Linked DNA regions of Homo sapiens: region 2 is linked to region 1. Evidence: chromatin loops called from intact Hi-C (ENCODE). Cell type or tissue: CD4-positive, alpha-beta T cell. All regions are shown on one strand. Links, peaks and the distances in the headings refer to the core of each region. The heading gives the core; the rest is flanking DNA. Region 1 overlaps PHLPP1 (PH domain and leucine rich repeat protein phosphatase 1). Region 2 overlaps PHLPP1 (PH domain and leucine rich repeat protein phosphatase 1).

The links. Peaks named below come from ENCODE experiments on the same cell type or tissue, not always from the same donor. Only the 100,000 strongest peaks of a DNase experiment are listed, where the experiment ranks them.
Region 2: it touches region 1 in a loop (3-fold over the local background); 1 of 110 quality-filtered maps calls a loop at or near these places.

The regions. Positions count from the first base shown.
Region 1 is chr18:62,867,600-62,872,990 of GRCh38, reverse strand. The region is part of intron 4 of PHLPP1 (PH domain and leucine rich repeat protein phosphatase 1); the gene reads right to left. Among named protein-coding and RNA genes, the nearest start is that of PHLPP1, 150 kb to the right of the region's middle. RefSeq lists an enhancer at 358-859. In CD4-positive, alpha-beta T cell, for the core only: no CTCF peak of the experiment used is centred there; a DNase peak (open chromatin) is centred at 3,150; H3K4me3 peaks cover 1,231 bases; H3K27ac peaks cover 1,265 bases.
Region 2 is chr18:62,805,898-62,811,288 of GRCh38, reverse strand. The region is part of intron 1 of PHLPP1 (PH domain and leucine rich repeat protein phosphatase 1); the gene reads right to left. Among named protein-coding and RNA genes, the nearest start is that of PHLPP1, 93 kb to the right of the region's middle. In CD4-positive, alpha-beta T cell, for the core only: no CTCF peak of the experiment used is centred there; a DNase peak (open chromatin) is centred at 2,948.

The DNA of each region.
Region 1 (5,391 bases), core at 79-5,078:
TTTTGAGGCAGAGTTTTGCTCTGTCGCCCAGGCTGGAATGCAGTGGCTCAGTCTCGGCTCACTGCAACCTCCGCCTCCCAGATTCAAGTGATTCTCCTGCTTCAGCCTCCCGAGTAGCTGGGACTACAGGTACCCGCCACTACACCTGGCTAATTTTTGTATTTTTAGTAGTGGCGGGATTTTACCATGTTGGCCAGGCTGGTCTTGAACTCCTGACCTCAAATAATCCACTCACCTCAGCCTCCCAAAGTGCTGGGATTACAGGCGTGAGCCACCACGCCCCACCTAATTTTTTTTTTGAGACTGAGTCTCGCTCTGTCCCCCAGGCTAGAGTCCAGTGGCGCGATCTCTGCTCACTGCAACCTCCACCTCCCGGGTTCAAGCGATTCTCCTGCCTCAGCCTCTGGAGTAGCTCGGATTACAGGCACCCACCACCACACTGGCTAATTTTTGTAGTTTTAGTTGAGACAAGGTTTCACCATGTTGGCCAGGCTGGTTTCAAACTCCTGGCCTCAAATGATTCACCCACCTCGGCCTCCCAAAGTGCTGGGATTATAAGCCTGAGCCACTGCATCTGGCCTCTGACCTCCCCTTCTTGAAATCAAGAAACAAAACTCCCTTGTGAAAGATGCCCTCTATGTAGCAGGAGGAAAGCAACATTCTGACCACAAGAGACGGAATGGAGGCTAAGACAATTCTGTACAAACATCATTTGTTAAAATAACTCATCTTCCTTTGGTCTCCCCATATATTTGACTTACTTTTCCACAATTTCTTCTGGGTTCAACCTAGTACATAAGCACTTAGATTTTGTCACTTCTTTAGGTCTTCATTTTCCCATGGGGGTTCCTATGCACATGTAAAAATCTGTATACTTTTCTCCTGCTAATGCCTTATGTCCATTTAGTTCTCAGAACCAGGTGGAGGCTTTTAGAGGGTACGGGTAAAGTTTTGCCTCCTCTATATTTACAAACTCTAGGTCCTTCAATGATCCTCCCTATACATCCTTAATAAATGATAAATAAATGGCACATTTATAAGAGCTAGGCCAGGTGCAGTGGCTCATGCCTATAACCCCAGCCCTTTGGGAGGCCGAGGCAGGCGGATCACTTGAGGTGAGGAATTCAAGACCAGCCTGGCCAACATGGTGAAACCCCATCTCTACTAAAAATACAAAAATTTGCTGGGCGTGGTGGCGCGTGCCTGTAATCCCAGCTACTCAGGAGGCTGAGGCAGGAGAATCGCCTAAGTCTGGGAGATGGAGGCTGCAGTGAGCTGAGATCACGCCACTGTACTCCAGCCTGGGGGACAGACCAAGACTGTAAAAAAAAAAAAAAAAAAAAAAATTTTCAGAGCTAAATTTGGCCAGGCGTGGTGACTCACGCCTGTAATCCCAGCACTTTCGGAGGCCGAGGCAGTCAGATCACCTGAGGTCAGGAGTTGGTGACCAGACTGGCCGACATGGTGAAACTCCGTCTCTACAATAATACAAAAATTAGCCCGGGTGTGGTGGTGCACGCCTGTAATCCCAGTTACTTGGGAGGCTGAGGCAGGAGAATTGCTTGAACCCAGGAGGCAGAGGTTGCAGTGAGCCGAGATTGCACCACTGCACTCCAGCCTGGGTGACAAGAGTGAAATTCCATCTCAAAAAAAACAAAAACAAAAACAAAAATAAACAGAGCTAAATTTGAATTTACCAGGGCAGTAAAATGTTCAAACACCATTATAATTTAGTGTGAATAAGTTCATACAGCTTTGCTATCATATTAAAAACATAAAATTAAGACATGGGGGAAAAAATATATTCCTTAAATTTAAATCAGCAAAAAGTTGTCTTCTTCACTGACTCTACAAAGAAACTTACCATATTTTATGAAAAATCATTCTCTATTGCAAATAACAATAATCTTAGTATTAAGACTATCTGAGTCATCTAGAGATATAGTTAACATAAATGAAGCACTATTAATAAAAGAGATAAACAATGTATTATAGTTATTAGTGACACATATAATAAGGAAAGAAACCATCAACACCACCAAAAATTACCCTGATGTTTGCCTCTCCTCTATATTTTGAAAACTAACTTGAAGAGTTCCAATGCCAATAAAGGAAAAACAAACAGCACTAGTTCCAAGAACAATGTTTTCCCTCTGAAACTGCTGACCTGTGTGTGTACATCAGCATGCCATCTTTCCAGATTTAGAATGTTGGTGCAAATACCAATTTAAATGTTCTGTGAAAATAGCTCATTTGTTAAAGGTAAAAATTTGTAGTAGAAAGAAAAATTAAGGGGATATGTGCTTAAGATAAAATGTCTCTGAACTCCTACCTGTTATAATTATATTGTACTTTAAGTTTCTCCCTGGTTATTTGTCCTAACATTGTAACCTAAAACTTAATTCCTTGAAACTTAGGTAAAAACGTAAAAATAAATTACCCTTTGGCATCTAAAATGTTCCCTGTGAAACATACATTAGAGATTACCACAAATTCCTAAACACACAAATAAAAATAAGCAACTAAATATATGGCATATTTCGAAGCCACCACACTAAGTGACTGGACATTTAAAAACCACGTTAATGCTTTCTGCAGTACTAACATGACTTTCTTAAATACACATTATACATTTAATTCCTGGTATTAAATATATGTATATAAGAGGGGGGTATATATGCATGTGTGTACTTATCAACTTATTACTCTGGAATCTTAGCAATAAAAATTTTTCTTGGACAATGGAAGTGGGAGACAAACACCTCATAGTAGTGTGTAATGAAAGAGAAACTGGTGGCCGGGCACAGTGGCTCACACCTGTAATTCCAGCATTGTGGGAGACCGAGGCTGGCAGATCACAAGGTCAGGAGTTCGAGACCAGCCTGGCCAATATGGTGAGACCCCCCTCCGTCTCTACTAAAAATACAAAAATTAGCCAGGCGTGTTGGCGCGCACCTGTAGTCCCATCCATTCGGGAGGCTGAGGCAGAAGAATCGCTTGAACCTGGGAGGCAGAGGTTGCAGTAAGCCGAGGCGAGATCGTGCCACTGCACTCCAGCCTGGGCGACAGAGCAAGAGCCCGTCTTAAAATAAAAAGAAAGAGAAACTGGTATAAAGCCTAGTTTTTTACAAAGAGCAGCAAAACAGCAGCTTCACCAGTTACTCCGATACCACATAGGAAGTCCCCTAGGCCTATCTTCCCCATGCTTAAAGCAACAGAAAGAACAAAACAGAAATCTTTTATTGCAGTGTAAAATTTTAAAATTCTCTACCTTAAACAAATCAAAATCACTGCCTTATATTACACAGTACAAAGTACAAGCTGATAATATGTCACTTGGTATGCTTTGTTTTGCTTTTTTAAAAGAAAAGTCAGTGAAAGAAGCTGGACTCAAACACATATTGTGTGCTCCATTTAGATCAAGTACAAAGACAAGTGAAACTACTTCATGATGTTCTAAGTCAGGATAGTGATGATGTTTAGGGTAATAAAGAGAAGGGTACAAGGACAGCTTCTGGAGTGCTGGCAATATTCTCTTCCTCATATGTGTACTGGTTACATGGATGTGTTCACTTTGTGGAAATCCATCAAGTTATACACTCATATCTGCCTTTTCTATGTTTTTTTATACTTCTACAAATTTTCAAAAGGTTACAGAAGGAGGAGTAAGACCCCAGATCCTCTCCCCAATTCCAGCAGAGGACAGTTTATTCCCTGGAAGAAAACGAACCAGAGTCCCTGATTCAAAGACATCAGGCATACTACATCACAGCATGACAAACAGGGAAACTGCTTTCTTCGGCCCTTCATTTGACCCAGGGAGGTAATTTGGAAGAAAGAGAATAGTCTGTCAAAGCATCAGGGAGGTAATTTGGAAAAGAGAGAATAGTTTGTCAAACTATAGAGCAATAAGAGAATGAAAACCACTGAGTTAATTTCTTATTTAGTTATACATACAGCTTGAGTATTCTCAATGATTCTTCTTCATCTTGAGATTTTAAACAACAGCTGAAAGATGGCTCATGTCCAGTGACTTGGTTTACTTTTATATTCAAAATATTTCAGTCTCAGTGTAATATACTCATTTTCTGAGATGCTGATTATTGAACATATGATCTCTAAAAAGATAATTCCAGAAGTCCATCTGGGTAGCATCAAAGACTCCTTTATCTCCTTTCATACCACATGGCTCAGTAATACTGTCTTATCAGACATGTGTTCTTTGCAATTATTTTTCTGATCAATGATAGGTTTGGGAAATTAGAGAAAATAAATGTCACTGAAAACAAAGTATTAACTAAATTTGTACATTTAATGTTAATGTTTACATATACAATTTTAAGATACAACTTTTTTTTTTTTTTTTTTTGAGACAGAGTCTCGCTCAGTCACTCAGGCTGGAGTGCAGTGGCGCCATTTCAGCTCACTGCAACCTCTGCCTCCCAGGTTCAAGCGATTCTCTTGCCTTAGCCTCCTGAGGAGCTGGGATTATAGGTGTGCGCCATGACGCCTAGCTATTTTTTTGTATTTTTAGTAGAGACGGGTTTCACCATGTTGGCCAGGCTGGCCAACATGACCTCAAATCATCCACCCACCTTAGCCTCCCAAAGTTACAGGCAAGATACAATTTTCATCTAAAATAGTCTGAAGTTATCCCTTATTGATTTGGTACACATGCAATGCTATAGAAACTGGCTTATGGAAGTTAAAATGAATAAGACATGATTGTCAAAGGATGACGGTATAATCTGTAGTATTGTTTAATTCTTTGTAATTACTTAAGTGTCAAAATATCTCTCATAAATTGAAAAGAAAAAAGTTATCAAGCATAACAGAAAACACTGTTCTGAAAACAGGGAAGTTAAATAAAAATCCACATATGGCCGGGCACAGTGGCTCACGCTTGTAATCCCAGCACTTTGGGAGGCTGACGCGGGAGGATCACAAGGTCAGAAGATCGAGACCATCCTGGCTAAAACAGTGAAACCTTGTCTCCACTAAAAATAGAAAAATTAGCCGGGCGTGGTGGTGGGCGCCTGTAATCCCAGCTACTCAGGAGGCTGAGGCAGGAGAATGGCGTGAATCTGGGAGGCGGAGCTTGCAGTGAGCCGAGATCGCCCCACTGCGCTCCAGCCTGGACAACAGAGCCAGACTCCATCTAAAAAAAAAAAAATCCACATACTAAACCTTGAGATTCTTCCTCTCTTTTCCACTCATTACCCTAAATCTTGGCATGCATCGCCGTGGCAGAATACCAAAGGGTTTCTCTAGTAAACTGACACCCCCTGAGGAAAAGGTCCACACACTGTCTTTGCTGTGTAGCAGGCCAGAAGAACAAGCACATACCCTGGCTCCAGGAAGAAAAAAGTCTCCAAGAAAAAGGTGCTGAGA
Region 2 (5,391 bases), core at 142-5,141, 62 kb after region 1:
TCTGATCTTTTATTCTATAAACTGCTAGGTCAAATAGCATGAATTTTCTGACTCCAGATCCCTATTTAATGTTACCATTTCTTTCTAGCCAGCAGCTCTAAACCAGCTATCAATCAAAATGAGCAAAAATAAGCATGTTTCTACTACTGAATTATTTTTCCCACAGGAATGAGCAACTTTTCCGGACATTCTCAAACCCAGCAAAACACCAATAGGTTTTTCCAATCCTTGCCTCTGTCTTCACATCACCTTTTTCTCTATATCTCCATGTGTCCTCTTTGTTTCTTATAAGGACCAGTAATTAGATTTAGGGTCCATTATAATCCAGTATGATCTCATCTTAACTAATTATGTCTGTAAAGACCCTAAGGTCACATTCTGAGGTTTTAGCTGGACAGAATTGGGGGACAATAAACTCCTACACTACTGACCTCCGATCTAAATAAGTCTAATTTTCTTTGGTTTTACAACGTTTTTATTTTTAATTAAATAACTATTTATAGTACTACCTTTGTTCAGTATTGCTTTAACGTATTTTCAATATAATGCAGTGAGAGTACAGTAGTCCCCCTTATCCATGATTTCGCTTTCTGTGATTTCAGTTACCCACAGCCAACCTGAGTCAGAACATATGAATGGTATAGTAAGATATTTTCAGAGAGAAAGAAACCACGTACATATAACTTTTATTATGGTATACTGTTATAATTATTCTATTTTATTCTTAGTTATTGTTGTTAATCTCTTACTGTGCCTAATTTATAAATTAAACTTTATCACAGGTATGTTTATATAGGAAAAAACCCTAAGTACAGTATATTGAGGGTTCAGTACTATCCCCAGTTTCAGGCATCCACTGGGAGTCTTGGAACAAATTCTCCCAAGATAAAAGAGGAATACTGTATTAAGATTACCACAAAAAAAAATTACTTAATCACTAAATCTTACCTGAGATCAAGCACTTCTTACCAGCAAAGCTCCAAATAGATTGCTAGGGAAATATGGCATTTTGACTTTTAAATATTAAAGTCAAATGCCCCAGAAGACCAAAGTATCATGCCTCTATGCACTGTATCTGGAAATTCAAACTACTATAGATACACAAAGGACACAGTGATTTTTGTCTGTAGTAGGGCAATTTCTTGACTAAGGTCCAATCATCAGTGTATGAGTAGACTGTACCAGTGTTACCACTTCAGCTCTAAGTTAAACAAGTCTTGCTGTTTATTTAACTAGAGAAGCTCTCTTAGCACTCAGAAAAGACTTAAAAACCACGAAGATGGACCCTGCAGACTATCACAATCTTACATATTCAACAATCTTATAAACTTTTGCAACCTACTCACAACACCAAATAGAACTAGTATCCACCAATTAAATAAACCAACTGGAAAGTGAACTAAAATGTTAATACATGTACAAAAGATCCGCATATTCATTGTAAAACACTGAAGAGAACATAATTATTTGGCAAACATTCATTTAACCAGCATCTAGGGTAAAAACAGAATGTTTTTAAAAAAATAGTGCCCCAACATTCATTGAGTTGTAAGACATACTGAGAAATGCCAATGACTTTTTTTTTTTTGAGATGGAGTCTTGCTCTGTCGCCAGGCTGGAGTGCAGTGGCGCAATCTCAGCTCACCGCAAGCTCCGCCTCCCAGGTTCAAGTGATTCTCCCTCCTCAGGCTCCGGAGTTGCTGGGACTACAGGCTCCCACCACCACGCCCAGCTAATTTTTTTCGTATTTTTAGTAGAGATGAGGTTTCACCATGTTGGCCAGGATGGTCTCCATCTCTTGACCTTGTGATCCACCTACCTCGGCCTCCCAAAGTGCTGGGATTACAGGCATAAGCCACCGCACCTGGCCTGTTACCTTTTTGATACTTATATTGTGTATATCTGCAGAAATACTCAACTTTGGATGGGATGAGATATTCACAGCAGAATTACTTTTGAGGTTTTCTCAAATTAATGATTTGGAGCCCTAAAATAATAATTACAAGGTTCTGACTTAATTTCCATTGTGATACCACTTAGGCCTTGTCTTCCCCACAGGTAATCTCCTCAGGGGAAAAGAAAGTGGAAAGAATAGAACATTCAGTTATTTTTTTGTTTGAAACGACAGTTTTGTTTAAAAATGGAACGGCGGTGGCTTCTAGCCTTCAAATAAAACATATATTTTTAAAAATTCACATTTAGAAAGATTTAATATTCTGGTACTCTATTAAATTTCAACTCATATTAAATTGAGTTTTATATGATCTACATGAGCATCTCTATACCTGGCAGTAGGCAGGCAACAACACAGATTCCAGCCCTCAAAAAACTTAAAGTCTAGTAAAATAATAACCAGGCAACTGCAGTATAATTTTGTAGAAACTATAATAGAAAAAGTACAGTGTACTAGGGAATCACATGAGATACAAATTCCAGGCCAGGCACGGTGGCTCACGCCTGTAATCCCAGCACTTTGGGAGGCCGAGGTGGGTGAATCACCTGAGGTAAGGAGTTTGAGACCAGCCTGACCAACATGGAGAAATCCCGTCTCTACTAAAAATATAAAAAAATTAGCCGGGCTTGGTGGCGCATGCCTGTAATCTCAGCTACTCAGGAGGCTGAGGCAGGAGAATCGCTTGAACCCAGGAGGCGGAGGTGCAGTGAGCCAACATGGTGCCATTGCACCCCAGCCTGGGCGACAAGAGTGAAACTCCGTCTCAAAAAAAAAAAACAAAAAAAAACAGAGAGATGAATTCTAAACAAAAGTGACTATTTTAGACAAGTACTTAGCATAAGAGAACTATTAAAAAGTATCCATGTGCATATAATTAGCGTGATAAATTTTATCAATATATGTAATCATGTAAAGTACAGATTGATTACATCATACTGTCAACTTCCCAATTTCTATCTCCAGCCCAGTCTTCTTCACTTGAATTACAGATTGATTACATCATACTGTCAACTTCCCAATTTCTATCTCCAGCCCAGTCTTCTTCACTTGAATCCAGTTTCCTATGGTCATCTGTCCACTACTCCACAGATCTACTTTAATGGCTCCTCCTACTTATCTAAGATTAACTCATCTTCAGAAAAGATGATTCCATTCATTGAGTGTCTTGGATCAAAACCCAAAGCCTCTTCCTCAACTTCTCTCTCTCACACACCCCAGACCCAATCCAAGCTCCACCTCTGCCCTATCTTTAAAAAACACAGTCATGCACCGCATAACTTTTTGGTCAAGACAGACCACACACACATAGGATGATGGTCCCGTAAGATTATAATGGAGGTGAAAAATTCCTATTGCCTAATTCAATTATTTTAAAAATAAATTTAGTGTAGCCTAAGTGTCCAGTGTTTATACAGTCTACAGTAGTGTACAGTAATGTCCTAGGCCTTCATATTCTCTCACCACTCACTCACTGACCCACCCAAAGCAATTCCCGGCCTGCAAACTCCACTCACAGTAAGTACCCTAGAGAGGTGTACCATTTTTTATCCTTTATACTGTATTTTTACTATTATTTTTTTCTATATTTAGAAGTTTAGATACACTAATACTTCCCATTGTGTTACAACTGCCTACAATATTCAGTACAGTAACACGCTGCACAGGTTTATAGCCTAGGAGCAAAAGGCTATATACCATACAGCATAGAGAGGTGTGGAGTAAGCTGTATCATCTAGGTTTGTGTAATACACTCCATGACGTTCACACAAGAACAAAATTGCCTAATGGCACATTTCTCAGAATGTGTCCCTGTTGTTAAACAACACATGAATGTAAAAACATCTTAGTCCTATTTTAGGTTTATAAGCTATGTGAATACAAGAATTATACCTTCTTCTTTATGCTTCTCCCCAAGAAATCATAAGCCTTAGAGCAAATACTCAATACATACGATTGTATTTTAATTAATTTAAATTTACTTAAAATTTTAGAGTAGTACCTTAATTTTATGTCCTTGAATTTTAGAGTAATTACAATTAATAGAAAATATAACTTGCTGGAAAAACTAAGACCGATTATTATTGAGAACTCTGAATTCACCATCACTCTCTCAATAACTATGTAACAAAGAAGATGTGAGAGTTTCTTTTTTGTATAACAAAGAAGAAAATTATCTTGTGGTCACATATTGCAATAATCCCAAAGATTGAAATAATCCCAAAAGACTTGAAATAATAATGCCAAAAGACTTGAAAAAAATCCAATTAATACCTTCATCTTACACTAAACCAGATTTCGCTATGAAAGACAATAAGGGCAACTTTATTTATAAAAAATTTTTAAACTAAAAGCTGACAAATTTTGAATAACATACTGATTTAAACTAATTCCTGATGCATTCACCTCAAAGTCCTCATTTCTTGGAATTTCCTCAAATAGTTCTGACTCTCTTTATCTCCTATAGACAATCCTGAGCTCATCTAATCCCAAACAAATTTAAAAGGAAAACAAAACTATATTTAAAAGCTTTAGAGTTGAAGAATATAATCTCATACTATCTGAGACAAAGTTCCATGTAGATAAATAGAAAATTATGTCTTTCAAAAAAGATGTCAAGCTAATCCTTGAAGATCTAATTTCAACATTGCAAACAACATTTAGATAGCCCAATTACAGAAAGGAGTGTACACACAATATACCACAAAATTCTTACTGTCTTTTTTATTTTCCTATAAATGGTTTGCCTTGGGAGTACAGTTTTATCTATCTCTCAAAAGAAACGAGTTTTCTCAAAAATATTAGGACCAACAAGAACAGCAAAAAAAGAATCAACTAACCAAATAACAAGCCATCCTCAAAGAATACTTGTTCATCAGTTCCACTGCTATGATCATTTTTATGCCTTATGCCTTTGAAGAAAAATCAGGAAAGCAGGAGAAAAGAACAAGCATAAATCACTAGAAATAAATAACAGAGAATGTTTCCTTTCCTTCCAAATGTATCAGTAAATCCTTTTTGGAATTACCATAAGAAATAAATCAAGAACAAAATGGCAGAAAGGAGTCAAGTAATAGAAATTGCTGTTTTTTATGACAGAGTTACTTAAATCTTATTACCAATTCTCCCTTCTTCTAAGTGTTTATACATACATCACAGATAGAGGATTTTCCTGTGTTCCAAATAAAGATAGCACTTCTCAGGGTAAGGATATGATATAAAATTCTTCAGTTTGAGTTTTTGTTTTGTTTCACTTTCCCTACAAATAGATGAACAGAAGTCCGGGAGGGCACTTTGTTTGCATTTAGAATACTACAAAAGAAACAGAACAACCATTACTTCTATTAAAAGAGAACTTTTAAAGTCATTTAAAATTATATGCAGAAGAGAATGAATTAGATAAAAATATTTTGAAATATTTTATATTCTATTATTTCAAA